2 separate regions of the Homo sapiens genome follow, and region 1 is linked to region 2. A link is a loop called in an ENCODE intact Hi-C map of the cell type or tissue named here. Cell type or tissue: CD4-positive, alpha-beta T cell. All regions are shown on one strand. Each heading gives the region's core, and the rest is flanking DNA. Links, peaks and the distances in the headings are about the cores only.

The links. A loop is a pair of places that touch in the nucleus more often than their neighbours do. Peaks named below come from ENCODE experiments on the same cell type or tissue, not always from the same donor. Only the 100,000 strongest peaks of a DNase experiment are listed, where the experiment ranks them.
Region 1: a loop joins it to region 2, with 8 times the contacts of the local background. A loop is called at or near these places in 7 of 110 quality-filtered maps.

What each region holds. Positions count from the first base shown.
Region 1 is chr11:30,324,141-30,330,597 of GRCh38, forward strand. The region is part of intron 1 of ARL14EP (ARF like GTPase 14 effector protein); the gene reads left to right. Among named protein-coding and RNA genes, the nearest start is that of ARL14EP, 4.3 kb to the left of the region's middle. In CD4-positive, alpha-beta T cell, for the core only: no CTCF peak of the experiment used is centred there; a DNase peak (open chromatin) is centred at 2,971; H3K27ac peaks cover 1,624 bases.
Region 2 is chr11:31,366,031-31,374,381 of GRCh38, forward strand. It overlaps DCDC1 (doublecortin domain containing 1), which reads right to left and starts at 3,709. Exons shown (of 39, transcript NM_001387274.1): 1 at 3,667-3,709. DNAJC24 (DnaJ heat shock protein family (Hsp40) member C24) reads left to right here and starts at 3,830. Exons shown (of 5, transcript NM_181706.5): 1 at 3,830-3,882; 2 at 4,686-4,829. The coding sequence starts at 4,719. RefSeq lists an enhancer at 3,643-4,122. In CD4-positive, alpha-beta T cell, for the core only: no CTCF peak of the experiment used is centred there; a DNase peak (open chromatin) is centred at 3,761; H3K4me3 peaks cover 1,725 bases; H3K27ac peaks cover 901 bases.

The sequences.
Region 1 (6,457 bases), core at 132-5,131, 1.0 Mb before region 2:
AGCTCCTGATTTGGGGAGTAGGGGTAGATTAAATTATATTTTTATTAAATAAGAGATAATCTGGGAAGACGCTGTGTAAGTTGTAAGACCCTATGCCAAGAAAAGCCTTTAATTTTTTTCATAAAACATTTCATGAAAACTTTTTTTATGTTTTTCATAAAAGAGACATCAGTTGACCTAAAAACGAAGTAAATTTTTTGTTTTGTTAAATTTCCTCTAAATGTTACTTTTCCCACTAATAAGGAGACTGGTAACAAACTAAAAAACTATGTTAAGGGAAATTAACATATTGGAACGGGTATTTCTGCATCTCCCCTACAAATTTAGGAAGAAAAAGTGAGTTCCCTAATTAATCCTCAATTCCCTCTGCTGTTGTTTTGTTAGTGGCTGTTTTGCTGTTTTGTTAGTGGTGGGGGGGGTGTTCTGCATTAACACCCCGAAACCCCTGTGATAATGTCCTAGACCTTGCAAGCATCATGGCCGCGTGTGAGTTTTCTCAGCTTCCTCAACCTAATCTACCTTCCTTACCGTTTGGTAATGGGCAGCAAGAGAAAATGCTTAAGAACTCTTTAAAACTACTGATGTTTTAAAGTAAAGCTGGATAATTCCCTGAGCTGGCAGCGTTCAAATTGTATGAGGAGCAAATACTTTTGTTTACTGCCTAAGGTAGTAGGAGAGGTCTAATCAAAGTATTCTACATTTATTTCATTCTCTTTTGATTCTTAGGTAGTGCTACAAAAATATTAAATGTTAATCTTAGAATACAAAACATGCTGTATTTAGGCACTAAAGTAAAGTGATGTCAATCCTAAGGCAGCAGAAAGTCTTAATTTTCTCCTATGCAGAATTTTTAAAAGACAATGTCAGATAAGAAATCTGGACTTAGGAGAGACTTTATTCAAAAGGGTTATCACAAAAGGAGAAAAGGGACTTTTGCAATGGGTAGAACCAAAAGATCTGCAAGAATCTCCAAGGAGTGAACTGTGCTAGAAAGTTTTGGTGTGAGGAAGTAGGATATAAGGGTGGCTTGATCTAATAGTAGATCTGAGAATGTTATTCCTTGGCTCTGGCTGAGAGTTGGCCAAAGCTCAGGAACCTGGGGGAAGGAGAGAAACTAAAGTTTGATTAACAAGTATTTTGTTCCACTTGATCTGTAGGGCCAAGCAGATCAGCAAATTATTCATAAATTCATAGTTGAAGCAAAAAATGAGAATTTGGAGGGTCTTTCTTTTGCCTGGTCATAGGTAAACAAGGGGGGATCCTTGAGTCTTACCTAACTCAAGGGTGGGAGGATTTTTTAAATTATAGCTAATAAGGAGCCAGCACAGGGCTCAAGCAAAATTCAACTTGCCAAAAAGTGTTTTTATTATTTGACATTGAAAAGTATTGAAAACCTGGATTTTATTTATACCATGGTGAATCTTTCTAAAACTGGGGTTTTTGTTATTGGTTTGCTTGTTATCCTATAAGAAGCTGGATTTTTTTTCTTCCATGAAGAGTACTAGGTTTTATATTGACCAAAGTGTTTGGAGCAAATTAATCTTTTCTTGCGTTAAAAGATTATTAAAATAGGAACTGGTAAGATGCTATAACCAGTTTAAATGACAATTAAAAGTAGACATGTTTATAGAGCAGGAATATTGAAATAAATGTGCAAGTGAGGGCAAAATTGGCTGCTTCCACAGTCAGACGGAAGTCCATTGAACCTTCAGCAGATAGAATTTACAAGAATACAGACAATTATTTTGCATTGCTGTTGGTTATCTACAGTTGACAGTTGTAAAATAGCTCCAAGATGCTGAAAGAATCAGACTTCCCATGTAATCAGAATGTGAAAACCTGAAAGGCTGTGCTCTCAACAGTGCAGTTTTCTATTGAAGCAGATGTTTTTCTCTGTCCTTAGTGTATCGAATTTAAATCTCCTCTCCCTCAATAATCTTCCCTAGAGTTAGACTTCCTGTAAGGCAAATACATATCTGTGTTTTTCTTACTCTTTTTTGCTATCTTCTATAAAATATAGAAGATATCAAAACATTTTAAATTTAAATTTTTTAATTGAATTATCTGAAGCAGTACATAGCAAACTGTAATGTGCTTACAAATCACTTGGGTATCTTTTTGAAATGCAGATCCTGACTCATTGGGTCTGGAGCTGATACTGAGATTCTGTATTTCTACTGAGGTCTCAGCTGATGCCAGTGCTGATTCAGGGAGAGTAAACAGTAATGCATTTCCAACTATATTAAGGAAGGGGCCAGATAAATCATCGTTATGGAAGAACATAGCACTGTACTGTAGGTGAAAGGAACAATATGAACTTGCTGGACTGTCATTTGAAGAAAACAAAATATAAACTGTAGGCCACATTGCCAGAACACAGACCAAAATGAGCAAAAACAGTTGCTAGGAAACAGGCCCAAATGCAGAACTTTAGCTTATAGGAGGAAGTCAGAAAGAGCTGGAAATGAGAACATTGAGGAATATAACAGAGGAGGAACAACCAGAGGGTGTGATTTTTAGAATGCAAACAGTGACCACTTAGGATCAGTGTCTGAAATTTGGTGTTCCTTGAGCTAGCTGGACTTGGACTCTTTGACAGTATGTGAACAAACTGCCTAATCGTAGATCAGAAAGCTAACCTATGGAAGACTTTAAAACTACCTTGACTCAGGTGTGTGCAGTTTTACTCAGGTGTGTGCAGTTTTACTCAAGTGAGTGGGATTAGTTTGCCGCTGAATTTTAATCTGTGTAAAATTTAGTTTTTATCACAGTTGGCAATGTCTTCTATCAGATAGGATATTTTAATTTTAAAATGAGCTGATCCTGTAAAGAAGTAATTCGTTGTCTGAAATTCAAATCTAACAGGGCATCCTGCGTTTTTTATTTGCCAAGTCTGGTGACCCCATTTTCTGCATCCAGTAAGTAGAGATCTTTGGTGCTAGCTCAATGTGCTGCCTGTTACTAAGAAAAACTGAACTTCCTGTAAACAACTTACAGGACCCACCTACTCAGAAGGCTGAGGTGAGAAGATCACTTGAGGCCAGGAATTTCAGAAATAGGTATTCAACTTCACTGGCACAAGTTACAGAGTCTATTCCATTAGTTTCCTTTAATCATGATGAACTCTGTTGAATTTTGTAGTAATTTAGCCATGAATAAAGGAAACTAATGGAACAGAGACTCCCCAATAACTAAGGAAAAGAATTTTTTACCTAAAATTAAAATTAATAGAGTAAATGAAATTACCCTAAAGGGTAAAAATGTATTATTACTATGGACAGATAAGGTTTCTAAAGTAATTAGTTTCCTAAATCCAAGATGCTTTTCCTATCAAATATGACCATGGTAGCCCAAGTTTTGAATATTAGGAAATAGCTTTATGGCAAAAAAAGTTCCATTATAGATCTGTGGCTAAAAACTGGTGATGATTACCTCCAAATAAAAAGAATCTCTGGCATTAACAAAATACTAAGCATTATTTTCTGTACAGTGATGAGGGATAGTTGTCCTAGTTTCCCTTGTATTAAGAAAGGTCAGGCCAGGCACGGTGGCTCATGCCTGTAATCCCAGCACTTTGGGAGGCTGAGGCAGGCGGATCACGAGGTCAGGAGATCGAGACCATCCTGGCTAACATGGTGAAACGCCATCTCTACTAAAAATACAAAAAAAAAAAAAAAAAGCAAAATTTAGCCAGGCGTGGTGGCGGGCACCTGTAGTCCCAGCTACTCTGGAGGCTGAGGCAGGAGAATGGCGTTAACCCGGTAGGTGGAGCTTGCAGTGAGCCAAGATCTCGCCACTGCACTCTAGCCTGGGCGACAGAGCGAGACTCCGTCTCAAAAAATATATATAAAAAATAAGAAAGGTCAAAGCCAGATTGTGTCCCTTATTTGCTAATATACATTGCCACATAGTTCGTTGCCTTGTAACTTTACCTCTGATTTCCTTTTTCTCCTCCTTAATTTATCTTAATCCAATTATCTGTTTGAAGAAAAAAAAAATTTTTTTTATTTTTTTATTTTTTGAGATGAGAGTCTCGCTTTGTCGCCCGGGCTGGAGTCCAGTGACACGATCTCGGCTCACCGCAACTTCCGCCTCCTGGGTTCAAGCGATTCTCATGCCTCAACCTCCCATATAGCTGCACTACCACACCTGACTAATATTTTTGTATTTTTAGTAGACACGAGATTTCACTATGTTAGCCAGTCTAGTCTAGAACTCCTGGCATCAAGTGATCAACCCACATTGGCCTCCCAAAGTGCTGGGATTACAGGCAGGAGCCACAATGCCTGGCTAGAAGAAACTTTTCTAATTATTACTGTGATAGAAGCCATTTTATCTGATTTGATTGGGACCTGTATTAGTTCATTTTAAAAACTGACTAAAACACAGTAAATGAATATAAATATACTCTGTTTTTACCAGCTTTAAAACTTTTTTCAGTTAAAATGTTCAGTAACATATTTTAACACTTTAAAGTGTATTTTATTTTTTAACTTTGTAAATACAGTATTTTGACCTAAAACACAGACATTTATTCGCCATTTTTTGTTACCTGAGGCCAGAGTCTTCTTTTTATATGATTTTGCTGATTATTGTTTTTCTCTGCAGAAACCATATCAAAATGTGTTTAAGATTTCTCTCCAGTTTTTGTTTTTTTTTTAATTTTGCAAAGCTTAAAAACACTTGTAAAATTGCTGAATCCTAGACTTCACAGTCCCTCCCTACCACTCAGATTTCAGTGGTTCACATTTTTTCTCAACAGCAGATTTTTTCCTAATGAGTTGCATTGGTTGCATATTTTCTTGAGAATCCAACTTTTTTTTTTAATTTGCTTTGAAAATTATTTATGAAAAATTTCAAATAGAAAGTATGGACAGTAGTGAAGCACTTATGTACATGTCACCAAACCTTATTTTCTGTAAATCTTTTTGGGGAAAATAATGTTTTTTCCCCTCAGAAGTATCCACAAATGTGATATATGTTACTCTTATGTATATTTTAGTATATATTCATGTTTCATCTGTAAATCTTATGTACTATCTTATCTTTTTAAATTTTACCTTTAATGATGATACTATATAACCTTTACAACTTTTTTCACTTAAGATTGTCTTTGAGATTTATTCATGTTGATTCACGTAATTCATGTAGTTTATTCATTTTAACTGTTATGTGGGAGTCCCTTGTATGAGTAACGATTTCACATCCTTTACAATTAGGTTATTTGTCATCTTTCACTGCCAAAGGCAGTGAATGCTGAAAGTTTTCGTATATAACTTGTGCTCTTATTGGAGATATTTTTCTCCATCTGACACCCAGAACTGAAAAGAGCTGAGTCCCAAGGTGTATGCTTCCTCAGTTTTACAAGAAATTGCAGAAAATGTTCTAAAGCAGTTGCAGCAATTTACATTCCTACCAAAGTTATTATAAGGAGCATGTGAGAGTTGGACACATCTTAACCAGATATCAGATTTTTAAATTGATTTCAAGCAAATGTTTAATAAATGATATTTAATTTGCATTTTCCTAGGAACTATGGGGGAAACAGTTTGTATGCATGTATTGGCTTTTGTTCTCTTTCTCTGTGAATTGCCTGACTATATTTGTTTAGTTTTCCAGTGGACTCTGTCATTTTCTAATTGATTTTTGGAAGTGAGGAGTTACTCGAATATTTATGATAATAATCCTAACACCTTTCAAGTGTCTTTTTTTTTCTCCTTTAGTTATACAGAAATGTGTAAATTTTACATATAATCAAATATATCCATCTTTTTATTTATTTATTTTTTTGGTATCTGCTTGCTTGTTTGAAAAATTCTTCCATACTTCCATGTCAGAAAACCTTCTTTATTTTCTCATAAACATGTTTAGTTTTTCTTTTCATGTTTAAATCTTTAATCCACTTGTTATTGATTTTTGTTTGTGCAGAAGAGATCTAATTGTTTTTCCATATGGTTAAAGTCCCTTCTTCATTAGTGTGTGATACCCATCGATTAATAGTACCACATGTCATATACTGAGCCCTCATCTACTCATGGATCTGTTTGTTTATACTATACCAATACCATAGTTTTAATTAGAATAGGTTTAAAGTAAATCAATATGTTACTGTATTTTCCTTCAGGATTACCTTGGCTTTCTTAGACCTTTGCTCTTTCATATAGACCAGCTTGCTAAATTCCAAGGGGGTGGCAGTAGAATATCTGATGGAACTTTGATTGTAACAGAACTGAATTTACAGATGTATTCCCAGATAATTGACATATTTTTTATAATGAGCCACTCCATGATATATAGCTGCATTTATTTAGGGTACCGTTTTTGTCTTGCAGTTTGATAATTTTCTCCATGAAGGTCTTGTTGTATGTCTTTTGTAAGAGTCACATATTTTGTAAGATACAGTGTTTTTTGGTTTCTAGCATCCCTGGTGAATTCTCTTATTAGTTCTAATAGTTTG
Region 2 (8,351 bases), core at 1,528-6,527:
TGAATACTTATTACTTTCAGGCACAACTATCTCATTTAATTCCCACAACAAATCTATGAGGGAAATACTATTATTACTCCCATATTACAGAGGAAGAAACCAAAGCAAAGAGATGAATTAAGTTCACATAGCCGTAAGAGGAAAAGCCTGGACTAAACACATATGTTCTGACTCTAGAGTTCATGCTTTTAACCATGATACTAACATAGTTTATATTTCCACTATGTAAGTTTCACATAAAATGGATAAATTGCCTTTTAAATATAAGATACTGAGAAACAAAACTATTAGAGCTATGTATCATTAGAACTCCAGAGAATGAGGCAAGATAGCTGGTTCTTAGTTTCTCTGGAGAGGTGTTCTTGCTCTCAGAAAGCTTGCAACCCAACTGGGGAATCAGAATATATTCTAAGGAAAACAATATACTGTGATATACAAAGGACTTGCTATGAAAGTTGAGGGGCGGCAGTAAGTTCTAAGGACCAGGCCATCATAAAAGGCTTGATGGAAGAGATAGGCCTTAAAGCAGGGATTACTCTGATAGGAGGAAGAAAAGAATTAGGGTGTTATAAGTAAGGAGAAGCATTTGAACACAATTATTGATGAAATGCTGTTACCAAAACACCAGGAGTTCCATCTATGTCTTGCTGCTTACCACCCAAAAAGTCAATCACTGAGACAATGATTATTGTCAAAGAAGAAGGCTTTAATCAGATGCTGCAGCCAAGGAGATGGGACATCAGTGTCAAATTCACCTTCCTCACTGACTAAAATTAGGGGTTTATATAACAGGGAAGAAATGTTAACTACGTATGAGAAAACAGGAACTAAGGAAGGGTAAGGAAACAATAACGAAGAATGAGGGGTCTGGCATATCACTGTCTAGATGCAGTAATCTGGTGAGTTTCAGCTCTTTGATACTTGTTGAGAGGTCTGGGCATCCTTTCTTGAGGAAGGAACTGAGATAAAGATCAACAAAATGTGGCTGGGCGCAGTGGCGCATGCCTGTAATCTCAGCACTTTGGGAGGCTGAGGCAGGCAGATTGCTTGAGCTCAAGAGTTCCAGACCAGCCTGGCCAACATGGTGAAACTCCATCTCTACAAAAAAAAATACAAACATTAGCCAGGCATAGTGGCATGCACCTGTGGTCCCAACTACTTGGGAATCTGAGGTGGGCAGATGACTTGAGCCTGGGAGGTAGAGGCTGCAGTGAGCTGAGATCATGCCACTGCACTCCAGACTGGACACCAGGGCAAGACTCTGTCTCAAACAAGCAAACAAAAAGATAAAACAAATGCAAGTTTCAAGCTTTCAGAAAAGAAGTGTCCATTTCTATGTTTATTAATTTAAAAAACCCCAATAAACAAAACTAAACAAACAAACAAAACCCTGTCTATGGGACTGTTGGGTTGATTTCAGTACCATGAAAAGATCCAATTGTTTAAATGTTTAATGTATGGAGATAATAGGGGAGGTTGGAAAAGTAAGGATCATATTGAAGAGGTAACTTGAATGCTAGGTTAAGGAGTTAGGACTTTATTCTCTAGACCTGCCCTGCTGGATACAGTAGCCACTAGTCACATGTGGCTACTGAGCATTTGAAATGTGCTAGTTCAAATTGAGGTGTGTTCGGGCACAATACATACCAGCTTTTGAAGACTTAGTAGGAGAAAAGAATGTAAAGTATCGCCTTAATAATTTTTAGATTAATTAATTTTGTAGCTTGCACTTACGGCTTACATTATATTTCTATTGGAAAGTACTGCTCTATAAAATGAAAAATGAAGGAAGCTTAATGATCAGAAATTTATGTAAAAATTGTTTTAAGAAGTTTATTTTGGTATAAGCAGAGTGTAAGACAACTGTTCTCATTCAGTAAGCCAATGGCAAGTAAAGAAAAAAACAAGGTTCTAGTGAAGAAATGGGACTGCTATAATTTAAAAGATATTTAAGAGACAGAACAGCTAAATGGAAAGTGTACATTTTGTCTGATTCTGAGTCAAGCAAACCAACCAGAAAAAGACATTTTCAATTAACCGTGGAAATGTAAGTAAGGTCTAGATATTATGTGACAGTCCAATAATGACATTATGGAGATAAAAGAAAAAGTTGGTACATTTTAGGGATGCAAACTAAAGTATGTAGAGATGAAATGACAAAATATTTGGTATTGCTGGGGAAAAAAACTATTTCTTACTTTCCAAACCCCAATAAATAAATAAGGTAACACAATAACCTAATAAATAGTAAATCAAAATAAAATGCTTTTGCTGTAAAAAACAAAAAACCTGGAGTACCGGAGCATATCTACCTACACAAGGAAGAACCAAGCTGTGGACAGAAGGGAGTTTGAGGGCTAGAGATGTTCAAGGTGGCATCATTCTGACAGTACTGTTTAGAAAAGCATTCACCACACTACTTAATTCCATTGCTTTAGGTATTTTCATGAGGCCACACAAGAAAGTATGATGCAGCCAGGACTAAAACCAGATGCTCTTTGTATCTGCCTTTAAACATGACAAAACCCTGTGGAGAACCTAATCTATGCTTTCATCTTTAGATTTTTAAACTTGCTTGTTTCATTCAGTTATTCTTTATAGTTCATAACATCATTAAATAACTGATCATATTAGATTATTTTATTTATTCTGCTTAAGTTTATCTTGACTGCTTCTCAAACTCAGATTGGTAGAAGTTTAAAAAAGAAGGAAAGCAAAATCAAAGCAGTAACAACAAAACCATTTTAACATCTCCAAGTGAAATTTATGTCATGCTGGCCAAAAATAAGATGTAGTTTTCATCTCCAGGTACAATGCTAGGAAGAGGTGTTAATGTAAAGTAAGCAGCACAAAGAAGTAATAAAAGGAAACACAGGAATCAAGAAAGGGAGAAGAAAGAAAGGTGAGAAAAACACCACCACCACCACCACCACCACCACCAGCAACAATAACAAACCCCAACAGTGCCCATATGCAGTGCCCCCTAACTGCTTCGAAGAAGAACAGTTCATTCTGCTTTTTTCTGTAAGCTTGAAAGATAGCATAGCTGCCCTGGGAATGTGTAGACTTGCTGAGTCCTTGTTCTGCCCCTACCCAACTAGCTGTTTGGCCTTGATCCTTGATTTCTTTCCTCATCTATAAAGTGGGAATAATGGCACCTGCCTTACTTGTCTCACTGGGTTGAAATGAAAGCGAAGTGAAATAGCAAATGTGAAAGAATTTTGGAACGTTTTTATGTTGTAAGTTGGTTGCTAAGGTCTAAAAGAAATATTAATAATTACGTCGAATATCTTCTGCAGAAAAAATTAAACCGACCCCATCCCCCGCACATCTAGCCCTACCTGGCATAGGTTTTAGTTCTTTTAATTTTCGAATTAGAACATTGTAAAGGAACTGTAGGGACGAGAGTGGCATCAGGTCTCCTCATCCTTCTCACATCCTTGCCCCCGCACCCCTCTCTCACCCCAGAGTTCAAGCACCAACCGAAAAGATTGAGAGTAGCTCAGGGTACGGTAAACGGAGGAAGCTTTGAAAAAGGCGGGGAAAGCCTGGGATGGCGAGGGGGTGCTCGCTGAGGAGGAGGAGAGAAGCGACAGTCGCGGGGCCCGGAAAAGAGAGACTTAGAGCGAAGCCAAAGGCGCCTTTCTTCACAGTTTGGGAACTTACTGGTAGTAAACGCCACTCCATAGAAGCGGTGACCGGTTACCATAGAGACCGCGTCGGGGTGGGCGGAGCGTCGCTTCTGAGCTGTGCCACGGCCACATCAGCTCGGCCAGAAACGCGAACACGTCGGAACAGTGACTTCCGGCGGAAGAAGAAGCCGGTCCGGAGTTCTGGCCGACAGCAGGCGAGGAGTGGGTAGCAGCGCCTATGTGAAGTTAGGTAGGTCTGATGTCGTATAAAGCGCGGAGAGGGTGCCCGCCAATGGCTGGGTGGGTAAAGCCGACTGTGAATGGAGAAGATTCCCAAGTCCCGAGCTTGAGGAGGCCCCGGCTGTTTCGTTAAGTGTATATAGCTGTGGGAAGAGGTTGCCTGATTTCTGGGGCTCCTGGTAGGGTCTCTCTTCTGGAGCGTGGAAGACTGGGGCATCCTCGCGTAGAGAGTTTCACTCTGTCTTTGCGAGGTCTCAGCGCCTCTCCAATAACAGGGGACTCTTGTTCTCTACCAGCTGGTGCTGACGTTATTTCCCATATCATGCTCTCCAGACAATCTGGAGGAAAAGCAAACGAGAAACTTTCAGAAGGAATGCCCCCAAATTTATTTTAATTCTTTGATGTTCTGTTTTGCTTTTTTTTTATTCGTTCATTTTGTAAATATTCATTAAGCTCCTCCAGCGTGTTTAGTGGGTGCTTACTTGTGTGCCAGTTTTATCATAAGACTAGCAGAAATACCTTCTTAGAGGTTCATACACCACCTGGTTCATTATAAAATTCTTTTTTTTAATGCTGTTCATTAATTAAAGTATAAATATATATCGTGAAATACCTAACACGTTTTCCATACTTGTCGGTACACTTATACCTGGAATTCTTGGGGCATTTTAAATGAAAATCTGTGCTTCCTCAGGTTTGCATTATAATCATGATTTACTCGACTAAATACTAAAGAATTTACAAGGGCAGTACTTAATTTTTTCTTAGATACATGGCAAACTGTGATGAATTGTCATTAATATTTCTATTCAGCTAATCTGAGAAGGCCCACTTCTGGTTCCATGGATGATGGCGGTTGAGCAGATGCCAAAAAAGGATTGGTACAGCATCCTGGGAGCAGACCCATCTGCAAATATATCAGACCTAAAACAAAAATATCAAAAACTCATATTAATGGTAAGTCTTTTCTTTCAGATTTTAAATCATGAGGGGAAAAAAATCAATTTTTATATGAAACCACAAATTTAGGTTTCCAGAAAATAGGATACCAGTGGCAGGAATCCAGGTATTAATTTGATTTAATTGAACATTTCAGTAATATTGCAGAAAAACTTGATTTGAGGTGGAAAAGCATGGTTAGGAGCAGGAGATCTGAGTCAGGCTGCTTGAGTTAGAATCTTGAGTCCATCTTTATCTGTGAGAATTTGGACAAGTTACTTTTTCTTATATGTGCCAAGGGAGGATTAAATGAAATAATCCATGTAAAATATTTAGAAGTGTTGTTACATAATAAACAACAGTAGCTACTAGCCACATGTGGCTGTTGATTACTTGAAGTGTGGCTAGCCTGACTTGAGATGGACTGTAAGGGTAAAATATACACTGGATTTTAAAGACAGTATTTAAAAGGAATTAAAATAATTTAACAATTTTTATGTTGATTATGTTGATTAAAGTTCACTGGTTTTATTTTTCCTCTACTGTGTCCATCTGCTGATAAACTTCTTAAAAGAATTCTTGATCTCTTACCTAATTTTCATATCTAGCATTTCTACTGGCTCCTTTTTTAAAGTTTCTATCTCTTTCTCATCTTTTTATACATACTGTCCACTGTTTCTACTATATCCTTTAATAAACTTATCACAGTTAAACTCCCTGTCTGATAATTCTTTGTAGTTAATAATCAAACAGTTTTTATGTGGATTATATATTGAAATGATGATATTTTGGATTACTGGCTATTTTGTGTTTTATATACATAATATGCATGCATGTATTTGCACATATCAAAGTTTGTTTCTCTTGCATTTTACTTTTTTAACATTGCATATGTAGCCGGCATTTATACTTACATTATATTTCTATTGGGTAATGCTGATTTAGACCATTTATACACTAATTATCAGTTGACTTTTTTTTTTTTTTTTTTTTTTTTTTGAGATGGAGTTTTACTCTTGTTGCCCAGGCTAGGGTGCAATGGTGCGATCTTGGCACACTGCAACCTCCGCCTCCCACTTTCAAAGGATTCTCCTGTCTCAGCCTCCCAAGTAGCTGGGATTAAGGCGCATGCCACCACGCCTGGCTAATTTTTATATTTTTAGTAGAGACAGGGTTTCATCATATTGGTCAGGCTGGTCTCGAACACCTGACCTCAAGTGATCCTCCCGCCTCAGCCTCCCAAAGTCCTGGTATTACAGGCATGAGCCACTGCACCCGGCCGACTCTTTTTTTTTTAAATGAATTGTAGTATTTGTAAATATATCTCTGAATTTTTATATTCATTTTTTCAATCTGTATTGTGATGCTTCTTAAGCCAATGTCTGTAATTCTATACCGACGTCCGGTTAACTCAGTTTATAAAGAGTAAAGAACCATTATTTATATAGAATTTGTTGTCTCTTTAGTTTATACCAGTTACATCAGTGTTGTTTTGCCAAAACTATTAATGTTCATTGTGAGAGACTAACTGTTTCATCATCAGGATTGTACTAATATTCTTACTTTAGGTAGTATGTTGGACTAAATGACCTTAAGGTACCTTTTGCCCCAGAAGTTTTAAAGTTTCTGTCAGCAGAATCAAGTAGACTTTATTGAAAAATATCCTAATATTAAACCATCCTTGTACCTCACTCAGTTAATTGGGAAATGAACCTGGAAAAGTAGACTGGATCATTCTGGTTCTTGTAGGCCATGCTGGCCTTTAATTGGCCACTGAGAAGCAGTCTGCACATAATATGTAGTATCTGTCAAACAGCAAAGTAGGTAAATCATTTCACATATGCGCTAACAATGTATCAGAGAATTCTGGTTGCTCTACAGCTTTGCCAATATTTGATGTTATTGGTCTCTTTCATTTTGGCTATTGGAGTTTTTGCAATTTTGCCACCATTGACATTTTGGGCAGGATAATTCTTTGTTATTTCGGCTGTCCTGTGCTTTGTAAGATGTGTGGCAGGATCCTAGATGCCAGTAACAACCAAAAATGCCGCCTGCATGTCAAAATTGCCACATCCCATGAGAATCACTGGACTACTCTACAGTGTCTGGTCATACCCCATTGTGGGGTTGTTGCTTTTTTAAAATTTATCTGATGACTAATGATGTTGAGCCCTTTTTAATGTGATAATTGGCCATTTGTATAATTTTCTTTTATGAAGTGTTTTTTTTTAAATTAAATATATTCTTGATTCTGTATATATGTTGTATATATTTTCTCCTAGTCTGTGATTTACCAGGTCATTTTCTTAATGGTGTCTTTTGATGCAGAGTTTTTTGTTTTGACAAAATATAATTTATCAAATGTGTGTTTTTATAGTTAATACTTTCCATCTTCTCTAAGGTTATGAGAATATTCTTCGATGTTTTCTTCTAGAAGTGGTCATTTGCTTTTACCTTTAGACTTATGATTTCTGTGTATAGCATGAGATGTGAGGTCATGTTTTTATTTTTCCTCAGTATATTCAGTTGTGCCAGCATCATTTGTTGAAAATTTTTTTCTCCATTGGACTGTCTTGGCAATATGAGTCTATTACTGGACTCTATTCTGTTTTATATGTTGTTTATCCTTTTACTAATACCTCCATCTTGATTACTGTAGATTTATAATCAGTCTCAAAGTCATTGTAAAGTTAGTTCTCTAATATTATCCTTCTTTTCCAGTTTATTTCGGTTATTCTAGTTTGCTTATATTTCCACAGAAATTTTAGAATCAGCTTGTAAATGTCTACCAAAAAAATCTTGCTTGAGTTTTCAACTGGGATTGCAATAATAGGTATCCACTTTGGTAGAATGGCATCTTAATAATATTGAGTCTTTGAATCTATGAACATGTATCCTTCTCCTTACTTAAGCCATCTTTCATTTCTCTCGTCAGTGTTTTATAATTTTCAGTGTAGAGGTCTCACATATCTTTTCTTGAATTTATTTCTAGGTATTTGGTTTTTGGTTCCATTATAAATGGTATTTTAAAAAATAATTCATTTTTCACTTGTTGATTGATAGTATATAAAATTATAGCTTATTTTTATATACTGGTCTCTTATCCTACAATCTAGGTAAATTTGCTTTTTAATTTTCATAGCTATTTTTGTCAATTTCTTAGAATTTTCTGCCAACACAATTATGTCATTTGCAGATAACGAGAGTTTTAATTCTGTCTTACCAATCTGTATGTCTTGTATTTCCTTTTCTTACGTTAAGGCACTAGCTGGTTGCTTCTATTAAAATGTTCAGTTGAAGTGTTAAGAGCAGGTATCCTTGCCTTGTTCCTGATTTTAAGAGGAAAACCTTCAATGTTTTACCAGTAAGTATGCTGTTAGGTGTATGTTTTTAAAGATGCCCTTTATCAGCTTGGGGAAATTCTTCCAATTAATACTTTGCTAAGAGTTTTTATGGTAAGTAGGTATTTAAATTTGTTAGATCCTTTTTTTTTTTGCATTTATTGAATTTTTGCATTTATTGATTTTTCTCATTTAATTT